2 separate regions of the Homo sapiens genome follow, and region 1 is linked to region 2. Evidence: read pairs that join two places in POLR2A ChIA-PET (ENCODE). Cell type or tissue: MCF 10A. All regions are shown on one strand. Each heading gives the region's core, and the rest is flanking DNA. Links, peaks and the distances in the headings are about the cores only.

What was found. ChIA-PET counts read pairs that join two places held together with the same protein. Peaks named below come from ENCODE experiments on the same cell type or tissue, not always from the same donor. Only the 100,000 strongest peaks of a DNase experiment are listed, where the experiment ranks them.
Region 1: POLR2A ChIA-PET joins it to region 2 with 5 read pairs; 2 of 35 experiments call an interaction of 5 or more read pairs at or near these places.

The regions. Positions count from the first base shown.
Region 1 is chr1:186,903,519-186,911,763 of GRCh38, reverse strand. PLA2G4A (phospholipase A2 group IVA) reads right to left here. Exons shown (of 18, transcript NM_024420.3): 6 at 4,762-4,799; 7 at 375-516. Among named protein-coding and RNA genes, the nearest start is that of PLA2G4A, 79 kb to the right of the region's middle. In MCF 10A, for the core only: no CTCF peak of the experiment used is centred there; no DNase peak of the experiment used is centred there.
Region 2 is chr1:186,633,439-186,641,683 of GRCh38, reverse strand. No RefSeq gene overlaps it. Among named protein-coding and RNA genes, the nearest start is that of PTGS2, 43 kb to the left of the region's middle. RefSeq lists enhancers at 3,308-3,973, 3,974-4,639. In MCF 10A, for the core only: no CTCF peak of the experiment used is centred there; a DNase peak (open chromatin) is centred at 4,733.

The DNA.
Region 1 (8,245 bases), core at 1,933-6,932, 270 kb before region 2:
ATATCTACTGTGTATATCTTTTGGTTCTGTTTCTCTGGAGAACCTGACTAAACTTGGGAGGTTGTGCAGGGAGAAGAAGCATATTGGAACTCTCTGTGCTTTTGGCTCAATTTTATTGTGAACTTAACACTGCTCTAAAATATAAAGTAAAAATAAAACTAAAAACTATAGCTGATAAATATTACCAGCTAGGGCACCATTTGTGATGACCTTCCTCAAAGAGTTTTCATTTACAAATCACTTACCTTACCTTAAAAAACTAAAGGAATAATGCTCAATCTCAATATTGCCATATTTGGGTAAAATTATTGGGGAAATTGTCCAAGCTAAATTATTATTAAAGTATAGTAACACTTGAAAAATTTCCAACTCACATCACGTGCAGAATGCAATCCTTCACTATTCTTTGGACCCAAGAGTTTCTTCATGCTCTCCCTTATGTGTTCTTTTCTCTGTTGTCTGAAAGTCTTCTCCTGATCACACAGAGCCATACTAAATCGTAGGTCTGGGCATGAGCTGTAATACCAAACAGATAAAGTCATGAGCCAGTGCTCCCAGTGGTCTGGTTTTCCATCCAGGTAGCTTTTCCAGGTCCCTAGGAGCTACACTGATATATGCTGACTGCTTCCCTCAAGCCATTTCCTAAGAAGGGACCTAAAATAAGAGGATAAAATGATGGCTATCTTAAAGCAGCATTTTCCACAGCATGTTTTCAGAGAAAAAGGACTTTCCAATGCTTTAGATAAAATAAACGAGCAAACAAACAGCCTCTGATAAGTTGAATATTATAACAAAGACTTGGAAGGGCTTCAGTAAAGAACCCTGTTTATATTTGTTTGGCACAGGATATCCCAAACTTACTTGACCAAGAATTCCTTCCCTTATCTCTCCACCCTTCACTATTCCACCATCATAATTACTTTCTAACATCCCAAAGAGCCAGCATTCTGAGGAACATACTTGCAGAAATATTGTCTTAATTAATTGCCTTGTCTAATGGATGCCCCCCTCTAACAAAGAAAGGAACTTCTAATCACAGAACTTGAGATAACCATAAATGAGTTTACCACTAGAGGACTTTAGAACCCTTAAATTATATATACTTTATCTTGCTAATGAAGGCAGTAGCAATTTCTCTACACTATGCCAGAAGTCACATTAGGTATTACGTATGAATCATTGCAAGAACGATGGGAGTATCACTACATATTATTATACAATATATTATTATATATTGCAGCTTTATAAATTAGAAAACTAATGCCCTGAGAGGTTAGGATCACAGAGTAAACATGTGATGTACTTTCACCATGCAACATATAAGACATATCTTAATACTGAAGTCTAAATACCAACTACTGAATTTAAAAATACTTTTTAAAAATCTGTCAGCCTATGTTGGAGTGTGAATAAATCCAAAAAGCAGAAGTCAAGAATTATCACCAATAAAATATTTGTCTCTTTACCATTCATAAAAATCCTTACCTTAATTGTAAATCAATTTTAAATCTCATTTCTGTTAGTTCAGTATATTTTTTCCTTGTAAAATACAGAAAGAGACCAAGCCTCTGAGCTATGTTCTTTATGGCTATATTTGACCATTACAAATAATAGTTTAATTACTACTTCCCAAAGGACAAATATAGGTACCTCACAAAAGAGAAAGCAGAATTAATAACAAAAAAGTTTAATTTCACTAGTGAATTTAAATGATACTGTTATTAAAATAATTGATATTAAAATATTTTAAATACTTATTTTCTAGTCCTAGAAAGGAAAAATAACACTAATATTCTCATGCATCCATTTTGGGAATATAAGTTTGTTAAAAAGCAATTAAGCAGTATTCAAATTTGGCATATTAGCAATATGGAATGTTCAAAAATAATTAGAACATAGATTCCTTTTGGCCTAATAATTCTACTTCTGGAAACCTATCTTAAGGGAAGTAACCAAAAACTTTTTAAAGATCATTTAAAGAAACGGTTGTTGAACTGTATATAAAAGTATTGGGTTATACAATTATTAAATATGATTTTGGAAATCATGTAACGGGGGAAAAGAGTAAGACAGTGAGTTAACTTTTTTTTTTTTTTTTTTTTTGAGACGGAGTTTCGCTCCTGTTGCCCAGGCTGGAGTGCAATGGCACAATCTCAGCTCACCACAACCTCCGCCTCCTGGGTTCCAGCGATTCTCCTGCCTCGGCCTCCCAAGTAGCTGGGATTACAGGCACGCACCAATACACCTGGCTAATTTTGTATTTTTAGTAGAGACAGGGTTTCTCCATGTTGGTCAACCTGGTCTGGAACTCCTGACCTCGGGTAATCAACCCACTTCAGCCTCCCAAAGTGCTGGGATTACAGGCATGAGCCACCACGCCCAGCCAAATGAACACTTTTAAGTCTAATCTTGGGCTACACTCTTTTCTATTACTATTCTTTATAATGACATATTAGGTTAGGTATCTTCTAAACACTATAAGAAATTAAAGGCCGGGCGCGGTGGCTCATGCCTGTAATCCCAGCACTTTGGGAGGCCGAGGCAGGCGGATCACGAGGTCAGGAAATCGAGACCATCCTAGCTAACACGGTGAAACCCCGTCTCTACTAAAAATAGAAAAAAATTAGCCGGGCGTGGTGGCTGGCGCCTGTAGTCCCAGCTACTCGGGAGGCTGAGGCAGGAGAATGGCGTGAACCTGGGAGGCAGAGCTTGCAGTGAGCCGAGATCGCGCCACTGCACTCCAGCCTGGGTGACAGGGCAAGACTCCGTCTCAAAAAAAAAAAAAAAAAAAAAAAGAAAAGAAAAGAAATTAAAATCTTACCTGTACAGTTGCCTCTATGACACCTCCTCAACTTTATTTCCTTTTCTGTTCCTTAAAGGTAATCACTACTTAAATTTAATCTTCATCATTCCATATATGTTTATAATTTTACAATATATATTTATGTCCCTAAATAAGGTTTTCATTTTGCAGGTTTTTAGTAATTAGTGCAAATTATTTTTTCCAGTGAACACTTTTTTTTGAGAATCATCTGTGCTTATATAAATAAAAGTAATTCAAACACTTTTACTATTATGTAGTATTTCATTATATTAGTATACTATAATCTATTTATCCATAAATATTGAAATAATTTCCAATGTTTTGTAAACTATTACAAGCAGCACCATTATTAACATGTGGTATACGTGTATGAAAATTTCCTATTGTATATGTACTCTTTAGAAAGAACACCTCATTTAATCACAGTGATATGCTTAGAAAGTATTCTTTTCTTATTTTACCAGTGAGTAAATAAGTGATTAGAAATCTATCAATCACTAACATAATTAGAAAGTAGTAGAATTAAATCTAGGTCTTATTATTCTGGAAGTCATGTTCTCTGTAATATACTGTTCTGTTATATATAATTTTTAAAAAAGAATCATGATTTTTAAAAAATTTTTGAACAGTATAATGACCTAGATGTTTTAAGGATATCAGTTTTCAAAATCTGGATGAAAATTCAAAAAATTCTGAGTAATTTTATAAATTCAGTAGTAGAATTATGGTTAATTTACTTTTATGCATTATTTTTAACTTTCTAATTAATTCTTTCTTGCTTTTATGTTATTTTTAATAGAAGGCATGACATGGAAAATTTTTCTTTGAATAAATTGAATTTTTCTTTGAAAACAATTTCTGTTCTAGAGCTGACATAAATTAACATACAAAAAAAGAAATTTTTAATATTATAAAAATATGTCCTAATTACCTCAGTGAAGACTATTCCCCGCTAAACAAAAGCATTACTTCCATAGTCAGTCAAATAACAAGTGTTTCTAATCTCATGCCAAAATATACCACTTTTAAGCAAGAATGAACTTAATACAAAATAATGCAACACAATAACTTGGACTATCCTTTGATATTTGCTGACTTATATTAACAGGTTGTGGACATTTATGCCAATCACTTGCTAAGTCAAATCCACATGTTCCAGGGATCAAAATACAATAAACAAATGCCTAAACCCAATGTACCTATTATCATGCATTTGCCAAATCACCAGATGTGAAAATGTTCAATTTGTTTTCGTGGCATTTGTGTAAAATATGTACTAATAACTTTGGTCAAATCAAGTTCAACAGGGAAGTTCAAAGAGATGCAGAGAGGTTAAGGGAACTCATTATTACATCAGAGAACAGTTAGATCAAGGCAGACTTGCCTACCCTAAAATTCGCCGTTTGAAAATAAGTACATGATTCCCTAACGTTCAGTTTTGGAGGCCATTTTGAAAGAGCAGTATGCTTCATGGAACATTATTAGCAGTAGTCCAGCTGGGTCAGTATGAATAAAATCAGTCTCAATTTTAAAAATTATTATATAGTTTCTGTTTAAGTTCACTTCTATGTTTTTGAATATCTACCTGAATCAACAATAGAAGAGGCGCTTAAATAACTGCATTCATTTCTATGGGAATAGATGTACGACTAGAGGGAGGACTCTTTCATAAAGCACTTATTCTGACATTATTATATGACCATGAAACTATTGGAAAAATAAGCAAAGCATATTAAAATATAAGAATAATGAATATAAGAATATGTTTGTAAAGATTTTGTAGGTATTAACAGACAACTAAAGAAAAGCAAAGTAAACATAATGCACTTCTATATGTTCACAGCTGCAGAATTATATATAAAAAAATTCTTTAACAATTAAAATAAATTAGTGGATCACTCACAATATTTCTCATCCAACTAAATAAATGCACTTACCAAACTTCAAGAGACATTTCTAGAACCATTTCAGTGACCTAAAAAAAGACATGTTAATCAGATTAGGTCATAAAGTAGATATGTGTTTATATCATGGAAACAAACTCAAAATAAATTTTGAGTGCCAGATTATTTTTAATCAAAAAAACAAAACCCTAAAAATAAAAGTAACACAGCTCCATGAAGACCCTAAACTACAGGCGTATTTCAGTAAACCAACTTTTTGGTATTTTTTTTGTAAGTCTACTTAGTACGTCATTTTAGCAAACACAAGAATTATCTCTGCCTGGTTGTTTTCCTCCCTCAGTAAAATAAAGTAGCTCACCACAACTACTATTTACAAAATATAAAAAGTGCCTGAGATATAAAAACTACTGAGATGTTGTGTCTATTATTTAGGAGCTGCCTCAGGCCACAAAATCAGAAGCTGTAATGGCCCAGAGGTTAGAATCAACCTGGGTGAAAGTTCACACATGTATAATTGAGACAAGTGCAGGCTGTAGTAAGCTGAAAATACAACACCCATTCATGGCAGGCAGTAGGACCTAGGATCCAGCCAACTGTAGTTGACTCGGGAAACATCTACTAATGAGATCTGGAGCCTCTGGTTTTTATTTATTTCAACACTATTTGAGCCTATCAAACATATTGAAGGAGGACATCCTGCCAGAGAGACAATTTTTGTGTAAAGGAAAGAAAATGATTAATATCCACTTAAGATATTAAGAGTTGTCTTTCCAGAGACTGTAAATCTGTTGTACAGAAAGGCCTTTTCAATATTATCCCTGGCGTTAGCTATGAAAAATGTAATTGTAGATTGTTATAAGAACCAAATGAGAAAATGCTTTGAAAGTTGCTACACAGTTGTAAATGTGTTATTATTTTTATTGTATCAGGTTACCATAAGAACATAGATAGAGCTAACTTGTTCAATAACTTCAAGTAGAACAGAACTAGGATATACCTCTTGAAATGTGCAGAGGAAATTTTTAGAATCAACATAAAATGCTATAGATTATTAGATTTACCCTCTTGAGTTTCAAGGAAGGGAAAAACACAGACTAGAAGGAGGTTTCCAAAAAGGTTAAAATAAGTTCATAGATGATTGATTCTCAGTGCTGAATTTTATGAGTAAGCAAAAGGTATTGAAAACATCTATACAAAAATTTGCCTCTCTCACTAAACTGTAAGCTCTGTCTTATATAGGTTCCTATTACTAGTCCATTGTATAGTATTTGGCATACAACAGATAACACATATTTGTCAAATTACTGTTCGTTTGTGTGTGTGTGTGTGTGTGTGTGAGGAGGAGGAGTGCATCAGGCAATCTTTTCTCATCAAGAAATAGCTGATTACTATTGGGGACAAAATCATGGGATGGTCTGACCCAGAAAACAGTTCCTATATATAGAATTCTATGAGCATTCTTTCATCAAAGAAGCATATACATATTTTTAAAGTTAATAAACTAATTGAGAATCCCAGGACACATGGAATAATGCATGCTCAGATGAATGTAACGTCAAAGGGTGATTGGCTACCAAACAGACAATGCAATTTAGAAGAAAGCAAGATATGGGTAAAGCATGGTCTTTTTTTTTCAAGAAATACATAAAAATTGCCCTTAAAATGATACTAGATTTAATGTTTTTATCACCAGAGTGTAAAGCCATTGTGAGTGGATGGAAATAACATTAACAATTACAACTCTATGTAGAGTTTTCTAATAAATGGAAAGATTCAAGGCCTCTTTCATTGTGCCGTCTCATGACAGAAAGTGCTCAAGAAAATGCTGGTTTCCCAGCTGGCAGGTCTCCAAGCAATTTATTAATTACATATCCAATGTTTGGCTGGGTGTGGTGGCTCACACCTGTAATCCCAGCACTTTGGGAGACCAAGGCAGGTGGATCACCTGATGTCAGGAGTTCGAAACCAGCCTGGCTAACATGGCGAAATCCCATCTCTACTAAAAATACAAAAATTATCCAGGCATGGTGGCCCATGCTTGTAATCTCAGCTACTCGGGAGGCTGAGGTAGGAGAATCACTTGAACCCAGCAGGCGGAGGTTGCAGTGAGCTGAGATCGCGCCACTGTACTCCAGCCTAGGCAACAAGAGTGAAAATTCTGTCTCAAAAAAAAAAATATATATATATCCCTGCCTGTTTGTTCTGACAGCTCCATTGAATAAAAGGAAAATCAACAATGCTGCATTTATAGTCAAATTTGTCTTCTCCATTAGCACACACTTTATGTATCTACCAACATTTCTTGGCTAAGACATTCATGATCCTGGATGGAGTGACAAGACTCTTTAAACAAAGGCAGGATAACGGAAGAGAAGGCACAGGATTTTTCTGCCATTTTGAATGTTACAGGCTGTGCTGCCAAGGTTCTTGTCACACGGATTAGGATCCTCACTTCCTCATTGCACAAGTGGGTCACCCACAACCAGGAGGAAATTTAAAATCCTCTTGCTTGGTGCACTATGTTCAGACATGCTATGCATGATAAGCTTGATATTTATAATCTCTCTGCACCTTTTACCTAGAACATGTCATTCAGATAAAAACGTACTTCCTGTGAGGCATTAAACAATTACTGTAAACTTCTTCCCACACATGGCATAAAGCATCTCTGCATTACAGGCTTCCATGCTGCTTGTATTATTAGGGCAATTAGAAAGAAGAATGATCACCTCTTCCAGGCTTCCCCCAACACCCTAATACTTAGCTTAGAGCTAGAACTAATTAGAACTCCACCTTTTTTAGGAAGAAGTTGGTTGTGTCCATTATGTATTCTTGTGAAAAGCAGCAATGTCATCTTTAAATTCCCCAGCGGAAAGCAATTTTAGATGTTTACAATTGGAGATTTTCAGTTAAAGGAGAGTGTGGAGAACTGGAGGAGATAAACTATAAAAACTAAAAGCCATTTCAGCCTTTCAAATAATTTTTAAAGGATCTAACCCACTAATTATCTTGAAAACTCTCCAGAGTCATTTTGAAATAGTGAAGCTTAAAGCAACAAGCATAGTGCCTGAAAATAAGGAAGTGCTTTAAAACAGCAGTCCCCAACATTTTTGGCACCAGGGACCGGTTTTGTGGAAGACAATTTTAACATGGACCAGGGTGGCGGGGTAGGAGCAGGGATGGTTTTGTGATTCAAGTGCATTACATTTATTGTGCACTTTATTTATATTATTATTACATTGTAATATATAATGAAATAATTATACAACTCACCATAACATAGAATCAGTGGGAGCCCTGAGCTTGTTTCCTGCAACTAAGCCTTCCATGTGGGGGTGAAGGGGGACAGTGACAGATCCTCAGGCATTATATTCTCATAAGCAGCATGAACCTAGATCCTTCACACTTGTAGTTCACAATAGGGTTCATGCTCCTGTGAGAATGTAATGCCACCGCTGATCTTACAGGAGGCGGAGCAGCAATGCGAGTGATGGGGAGCTACTGTAAATACAGATGA
Region 2 (8,245 bases), core at 2,009-7,008:
TTGAGCAGTGGTTTGTAGTTCTCCTTGAAGAGGTCCTTCACATCCCTTGTAAGTTGGATTCCTAGGTATTTTATTCTCTTTGAAGCAATTGTGAATGGGAGTTCACTCATGATTTGGCTCTCTGTTTGTCTGTTGTTGGTGTATAAGAATGCTTGTGATTTTTGTACATTGATTTTGTATCCTGAGACTTTGCTGAAGTTGCTTATCAGCTTAAGGAGATTTGGGGCTGAGACAATGGGGTTTTCTAGATATACAATCATGTCGTCTGCAAACAGGGACAATTTGACTTCCTCTTTTCCTAATTGAATACCCTTTATTTCCTCCTCCTGCCTAATTGCCCTGGCCAGAACTTCCAACACTATGTTGAATAGGAGTGGTGAGAGAGGGCATCCCTGTCTTGTGCCAGTTTTCAAAGGGAATGCTTCCAGTTTTTGCCCATTCAGTATGATATTGGCTGTGGGTTTGTCATAGATAGCTCTTATTATTTTGAAATACATCCCATCAATACCTAATTTATTGAGAGTTTTTAGCATGAAGGGTTGTTGAATTTTGTCAAAGGCTTTTTCTGCATCTATTGAGATAATCATGTGGTTTTTGTCTTTGGCTCTGTTTATATGCTGGATTACATTTATTGATTTGCGTATATTGAACCAGCCTTGCATCCCAGGGATGAAGCCCACTTGATCATGGTGGATAAGCTTTTTGGTGTGCTGCTGGATTCATTTTGCCAGTATTTTATTGAGGATTTTTGCATCAATGTTCATCAAGGATATTGGTCTAAAATTCTCTTTTTTGGTTGTGTCTCTGCCTGGCTTTAGTATCAGAATGATGCTGGCCTCATAAAAAGAGTTAGGGAGGATTCCCACTTATTCTATTGATTGGAATAGTTTCAGAAGGAATGGTATCAGTTCCTCCTTGTACCTCTGGTAGAATTCGGCTGTGAATCCATCTGGTCCTGGACTCTTTTTGGTTGGTAAGCTATTGATTATTGCCACAATTTCAGATCCTGTTATTGGTCTATTCAGAGATTCAACTTCTTCCTGGTTTAGTCTTGGGAGAGTGTATGTGTCGAGGAATTTATCCATTTCTTCTAGATTTTCTAGTTTATTTGCGTAGAGGTGTTTGTAGTATTCTCTGATGGTAGTTTGTATTTCTGTGCTATCGGTGGTGATATCCCCTTTATCATTTTTTATTGCATCTATTTGATTCTTCTCTCTTTTTTTCTTTATTAGTCTTGCTAGCGGTCTATCAATTTTGTTGATCCTTTCAAAAAACCAGCTCCTGGATTCATTAATTTTTTGAAAGGTTTTTTGTGTCTCTATTTCCTTCAGTTCTGCTCTGATTTTAGTTATTTCTTGCCTTCTGCTAGCTTTTGAATGTGTTTGCTCTTGCTTTTCTAGTTCTTTTAATTGTGATGTTAGGGTGTCCATTTTGGATCTTTCCTGCTTTCTCTTGTGGTCATTTAGTGCTATAAATTTCCCTCTACACACTCCTTTGAATGCGTCCCAGAGATTCTGGTATGTTGTGTCTTTGTTCTCGTTGGTTTCAAAGAACATCTTTATTTCTGCCTTCATTTCGTTAGGTACCCAGTAGTCATTCAGGAGCAGGTTGTTCAGTTTCCATGTAGTTGAGCAGTTTTGAGTGAGATTCTTAATCCTGAGTTCTAGTTTGATTGCACTGTGGTCTGAGAGATAGTTTGTTATAATTTCTGTTCTTTTACATTTGCTGAGGAGAGCTTTACTTCCAAGCACGTGGTCAATTTTAGAATAGGTATGGTGTGGTGCTGAAAAAAATGTATATTCTGTTGATTTGGGGTGGAGAGTTCTGTAGATGTCTATTAGGTCCGCTTGGTGCAGAGCTGAGTTCAATTCCTGGGTATCCTTGTTGACTTTCTGTCTCGTTGATCTGTCTAATGTTGACAGTGGGGTGTTAAAGTCTCCCATTATTAATGTGTGGGAGTCTAAGTCTCTTTGTAGGTCACTCAGAACTTGCTTTATGAATCTTGGTGCTCCTGTATTGGGTGCATATATATTTAGGATAGTTAGCTCTTCTTGTTGAATTGATCCCTTTACCATTATGTAATGGCCTTCTTTGTCTCTTTTGGTCTTTGTTGGTTTAAAGTCTGTTTTATCAGAGACTAGGATTGCAACCCCTGCCTTTTTTTGTTTTCCATTTGCTTGGTAGATCTTCCTCCATCCTTTTATTTTGAGCCTATGTGTGTCTCTGTACATGAGATGGGTTTCCTGAATACAGCACACTGATGGGTCTTGACTCTTTATCCAATTTGCCAGTCTGTGTCTTTAAATTGGAGCATTTAGTCCATTTACATTTAAAGTTAATACTGTTATGTGGAATTTGATCCTGTCATTATGATGTTAGCTGGTTATTTTGCTCGTTAGTTGATGCACTTTCTTCCTAGTCTTGATGGTCTTTACATTTTGGCATGATTTTGCAGCGGCTGGTACCAGTTGTTCCTTTCCATGTTTAGCGCTTCCTTCAGGAGCTCTTTTCGGGCAGGCCTGGTGGTGAAAAATCTCTCAGCATTTGCTTGTCTGTAAAGTATTTTATTTCTCCTTTGCTTATGAAGCTTAGTTTGGCTGGATATGAAATTCTGGGTTGAAAATTCTTTTCTTTAAGAATGTTGAATATTGGCCCCCACTCCCTTCTGGCTTGTAGGGTTTCTGCTGAGAGATCCGCTGTTAGTCTGATGGGCTTCCGTTTGAGGGTAAGCCGACCTTTCTCTCTGGCTGCCCTTAACATTTTTTCCTTCATTTCAACTTTGGTGAATCTGACAATTATGTGTCTTGGAGTTGCTCTTCTCCAGGAGTATCTTTGTGGCGTTCTCTGTATTTCCTGAATCTGAACGTTGGCCTGCCTTGCTAGATTGGGGAAGTTCTCCTGGATAATATCCTGCAGAGTGTTTTCCAACTTGGTTCCATTCTCCCCGTCACTTTCAGGTACACCAATCAGACGTAGATTTGGTCTTTTCACATAGTCCCATATTTCTTGGAGGCTTTGCTCATTTATTTTTATTCTTTTTTCTCTAAACTTCCCTTCTTGCTTCATTTCATTAATTTCATCTTCCATTGCTGATACCCTTTCTTCCAGTTGATCGCATCGGCTCCTGAGGCTTCTGCGTTCTTCACGTAGTTCTCGAGCCTTGGTTTTCAGCTCCATCAGCTCCTTTAAGCACTTCTCTGTATTGGTTATTCTAGTTATACATTCTTCTAAATTTTTTTCAAAGTTTTCAACTTCTTTGCCTTTGGTTTGAATGTCCTCCCGTAGCTCAGAGTAATTTGATCGTCTGAAGCCTTCTTCTCTCAGCTTGTCAAAGTCATTCTCCATCCAGCTTTGTTCCGTTGCTGATGAGGAACTGCGTTCCTTTGGAGGAGGAGAGGCGCTCTGCTTTTTGGAGTTTCCAGTTTTTCTTTTCTGTTTTTTCCCCATCTTTGTGGTTTTATCTACTTTTGGTCTTTGATGATGGTGATGTACAGATGGGTTTTTGGTGTGGATGTCCTTTCTGTTTGTTAGTTTTCCTTCTAACAGACAGGACCCTCAGCTGCAGGTCTGTTGGAATACCCTGCCATATGAGGTGTCAGTGTGCCCCTGCTGGGGGGTGCCTCCCAGTTAGGCTGCTCGGGGGTCAGGGGTCAGGGACCCACTTGAGGAGGCAGTCTGCCCATTCTCAGATCTCCAGCTGCGTGCTGGGAGAACCACTGCTCTCTTCAAAGCTGTCAGACAGGGACATTTAAGTCTGCAGAGGTTACTGCTGTCTTTTTGTTTGTCTGTGCCCTGCCCCCAGAGGTGGAGCCTACAGAGGCAGGCAGGCCTCCTTGAGCTGTGGTGGGCTCCACCCAGTTCGAGCTTCCCAGCTGCTTTGTTTACCTAAGCAAGCCTGGGCAATGGCAGGCGCCCCTCCCCCAGCCTCGCTGCCACTTTGCAGTTTGATCTCAGACTGCTGTGCTAGCAATCAGCGAGACTCCGTGGGCGTAGGACCCTCCGAGCCAGGTGTGGGATATAATCTCGTGGTGCGCCGGTTTTTAAGCCCGTCGAAAAAGCGCAGTATTCGGGTGGGAGTGACCTGATTTTTCCAGGTGCCGTCCGTCAACCCTTTCTTTGACTTGGAAAGGGAATTCCCTGACCCCTTGCGCTTCCCAAGTGAGGCAATGCCTCGCACTGCTTCGGCTCGCGCACAGTGCGCGCACCCACTGACCTGCGCCCACTGTCTGGCACTCCCTAGTGAGATGAACCCAGTACCTCAGATGGAAATGCAGAAATCACTGTCTTCTGCGTCGCTCACGCTGGGAGCTGTAGACCGGAGCTGTTCCTATTCGGTCATCTTGGCTCCTCCCTTATAATGAATTTTTTATTCACTTCCCTTCTCTATTTTAAATTAAGAAATCATCAGAGACTCTCCTTACTATCACTTATTTTCACCACTCGTTTAGTGCTTCATTTTCTAGCGTCATTCCCCACCATCCTCTCCCTTAATTTTTTTTTCATTTCTTTTGTAATTTCTAGGCAAAAAGGATTGCCAGCTCCCCAAAAGTGCCAAACTTTATCATGCCTCTATGCAGGCATACAGCCTTTCCCTCTACCTGGAATGACTTTTCCTCCGTCTTTGCCACACCTCATAACCTGCCTTTTCCACTGGGCTTTCTTAGTCATGCTTAAAGACAGCTTTTCCACTTTCTCCTTGAGTCCTTTCCACACCTGTACCCTTTCCCCCAGGCAGAGTGATTAGCAATTCCTTTTTCCTTGGGGATGAGCCAGAAGTATGAGTAGGAAAATCCCTTCTCTTTGGATGCAGACAGAAGAGTCAAGAGAGAAGGACAGAATTTGAAGTCCAACAAATCCAATCTGATGGATTCATTTGCACGAGTTTTTCTGTTCAGGACTGGGGACGGAGAAGTCCTCTGACTTTCGTTTTTCCATGGTGGTCTATTGCTGATCACTCTGTGCTTTCCTTGGTCTTTTCAGAGAGACACATCATTTATTTAGAAACATTAATATTACTGATTGGACTGAGTCAATTCTTATGCAGGCCTGAGAACCTCCCTCTTTCTTCGAAATGATTATGTCTATTTCTTTTTTTTCTTCAAGTCCAGCCAACATCATATATTTCTTATTTTATTTCTTAGTTTGGATTTTATAGTTTAACTGTCAGAAGTCAACCTCATTTCCAAGTTCTTAAAGACAGCTCACTGTGCTCTTGTATCCAATTTACATTAGTGATTTCTGAATTTATTTTTTTTTTTGACAGAGTCTTGCTCTGTTGCCCAGGCTGGAGTGCAGTGGCCTGATCTCGGCTTACTGCAACCTCTGCCTCCCAGGTTCAAGCAGTTCTCCTGGCTCAAATACCTGGGATTACAGGCTTCCACCACCACGCCCAGCTAATTTTTGCATTTTCTGTAGAGACTGGGTTTCACCAGGCTGATCTCCAACTCCTGACCTTAGGTGATCTGCACACCTTGGCCTCCCAAAGTGCTGGGATTACAGGCATGAGCCACCACGCCCAGCCAGATTTCTGAATATTTTTAATATTGATTTCTGTTGTCGAGAGAGACTGAGAGAAAGGGAGAGAGAACATGGAATATTATCATATAAAATGCACGGAAGAAGAGATGTTCTAGTTGAAGCAAGAGCAGGAGTGGGGGCACAAACAGTCAGCCCCAAGGCCTGTCTCCCTCTTGTCCCTCTTCAAAGCAGTGTACTCTCCAACTCACATCCCAATTATACCTACTATTTACTGATTAATGTTAAGTTGTCATGCAAGTGTTCACTGATACAAGAATTTACAAATATGGGCTTCTATAGTGGTTGTTCTTGATTTTCTTTTTTTTTTTTTTTTTTTGAGACTGAATCTCGCTGAATCACCCAGGCTGGAGTGCAGTGGCACAATCTCAGCTCACTGCAACCTCTACCTCCTGGGTTCAAGCAATTCATCTGCCTCAGTCTCCCCAGTAGCTGGGATTACAGGTGCCCGCCACACCTGGCTAATTTTTGTATTTATGTAGAGACAGGGTCTCACCATGTTGGCCAAGCTGTTCTCAAGGCTCCTAACCTCAAGTGATCTGCCCACCTCGGCCTCCCAAAGTGCTGGGATTACAGGCATGAGCCACTGTGCCCAGCCTATTTTTGAGCTTTTATGGGTTATGAGCTTCATGGGAAACTAGAAAAACTATGAACAGTTCTCTTCAGAAAAATATTCATATAGCAAAAAATAAAAACCTCAAATTTTGTTTATATTTTCAGGAAATAACAACACCTCTGAAATCCTATGTAAGCTATAGATTAAGACGTATTTTCTATAGTTAGGAAAATCCATCTATTAATTGAACAGAATTTCATGGTAAGGGAGAAAGAGTGGAAATGATAGTTGTCACTTCCAAACAGAAACTCCCGAAGTCAGAGCATGATAAACCACATTTGCTTTCTTTGTCCCAGTGGTAATGAAACAGTTCCTAGGTAATGCCTTCATCAGCTTGTGTTCCTGAGTGACAATAATCAAAGACACCTGTGACCAGTGAGTTCTTTCCCTACTTTCTATTGGTCACAAAGGAACAAATGACAAGTCCAACTTTTAAACTTTGATACACTTCATAAGTATCCTCATCAAATATTATTTATGATAATATACTTGTTCTGTTACTAATATTCTAAATTCTTCCTCTGAGCTATACATGTTTTGACTTAAATCTTCTAAACTTGAAAAATCAATTCCTTAGCTTTTGGTAACTGTCAAGATAAAAACATACTACCATAGTTTGGAGGGAGATGGCATACTCAGTTATTTTCTATGAAGTAATTGTAAAAAAAAAAAAAAAATCAGCGTTGTGGTGCCCATCTTCTACTACTCCAGGGCATGTAGGCAGAGACAAACATTTGGCTATCATCTGTTGCTAAAGGCATCTCTGGTCCTCCAGCCCTTCCTATAGGACACCGTAGCCTTTTTTGCACTTGCTTCACTGACCCATAATTGTTTTTATGCCTTTCTGCCTCATTAAACTGTTAGCTCATTCATCCAACAAATATTTGTTTTTAATCTCCTTTATCTTTATATGCCTTCTATGAACACAAGGCCTAGCACAAATGAGAGTGTAGAATTTATAAATAAATTAAAGAATATATTGAATACTCATTATTATTTTTACAGTAATAGTTGCTAGTTATTGACAGAAAGCCAGGATTCTTAACTAATTTAATGAGCACTTTTTATATTCCAGAGTTTGTGCTAAGTGTTTTACATGTATTACCTTCTTTAATCCTCATAATATCCCTAGGATATTAGGAGATTGGTATTTAATAGATGACTGACTCTACTACATCTCCGACATTGCTAGGGTTTAACTGTGCCCCTTCCACCAAATTTATATGTTGAAGTTCAAACCCTCAGTACCTGATTATGACCTTATATGGAAACAGAATCCTTAAAGTCATAATTAGTTAAGTTAAAATGAGGTCATACTGGAGTAGGGTGGAACACTAATCCAATCTGGCTGGTGTCTGTATAGAAAGGCAAATTTAGACACAGACACACACACACAAGGAGCCCATCATGTGAAAACTGGAGTTATGCTGTCACCTACCCAGAAGCTACCAGGAACCAGGAGAGGGACCTGAAACATTTTTCCCTAGCACCTTCAGAGTGCAACTGCCCAATGGGTTCACCTTGCCCACTGCCTAGACACAGCCAATTTATAAGGCAGGGGAATTGCAATAGAGAAAGTGTAATTCACATAGAGCCAGCTGCATGGGAGACCAGAGTTTTATTATTACTCAAATCAGTCTCGCTGAGCATTCGGGGATCAGAGTTTTTAAGGGCAATTTGGTGGGTCGGGGGAAGCCAGTGAGCTGGGAGTGCTGATTGGTCAGTTCAGAGATGAAATCCTAGGGAGTCAAAGCTGTCTTACTGCACTGAGTTAATTCCTGGGTTGCCGGGGTGGGCGGGGGTTGCCACAAGATCACATGAGCCAGTTTATTGATCTGGGTGGGGCCAGTTGATCTGTCAAGTTCAGGGTCTGCAAAATAGCTCCAGCACTGATCTTAGGAGCAGTTTAGGGAGGGTCAGAAATCTCGTAGCCACCAGCTGCATTCCTAACCCATAATTGCTAATCTTGTGCCTAATTCATTAGTCCTACAAAGGCAGTCTAGTCCCCAGGAAAGAAGGAGGTTTGTTTTAGGAAAGGGCTGTTATCTATTGTCTTTGTTTTAAACTAAAACTAAGTTCCTCCAGAAGTTAGTT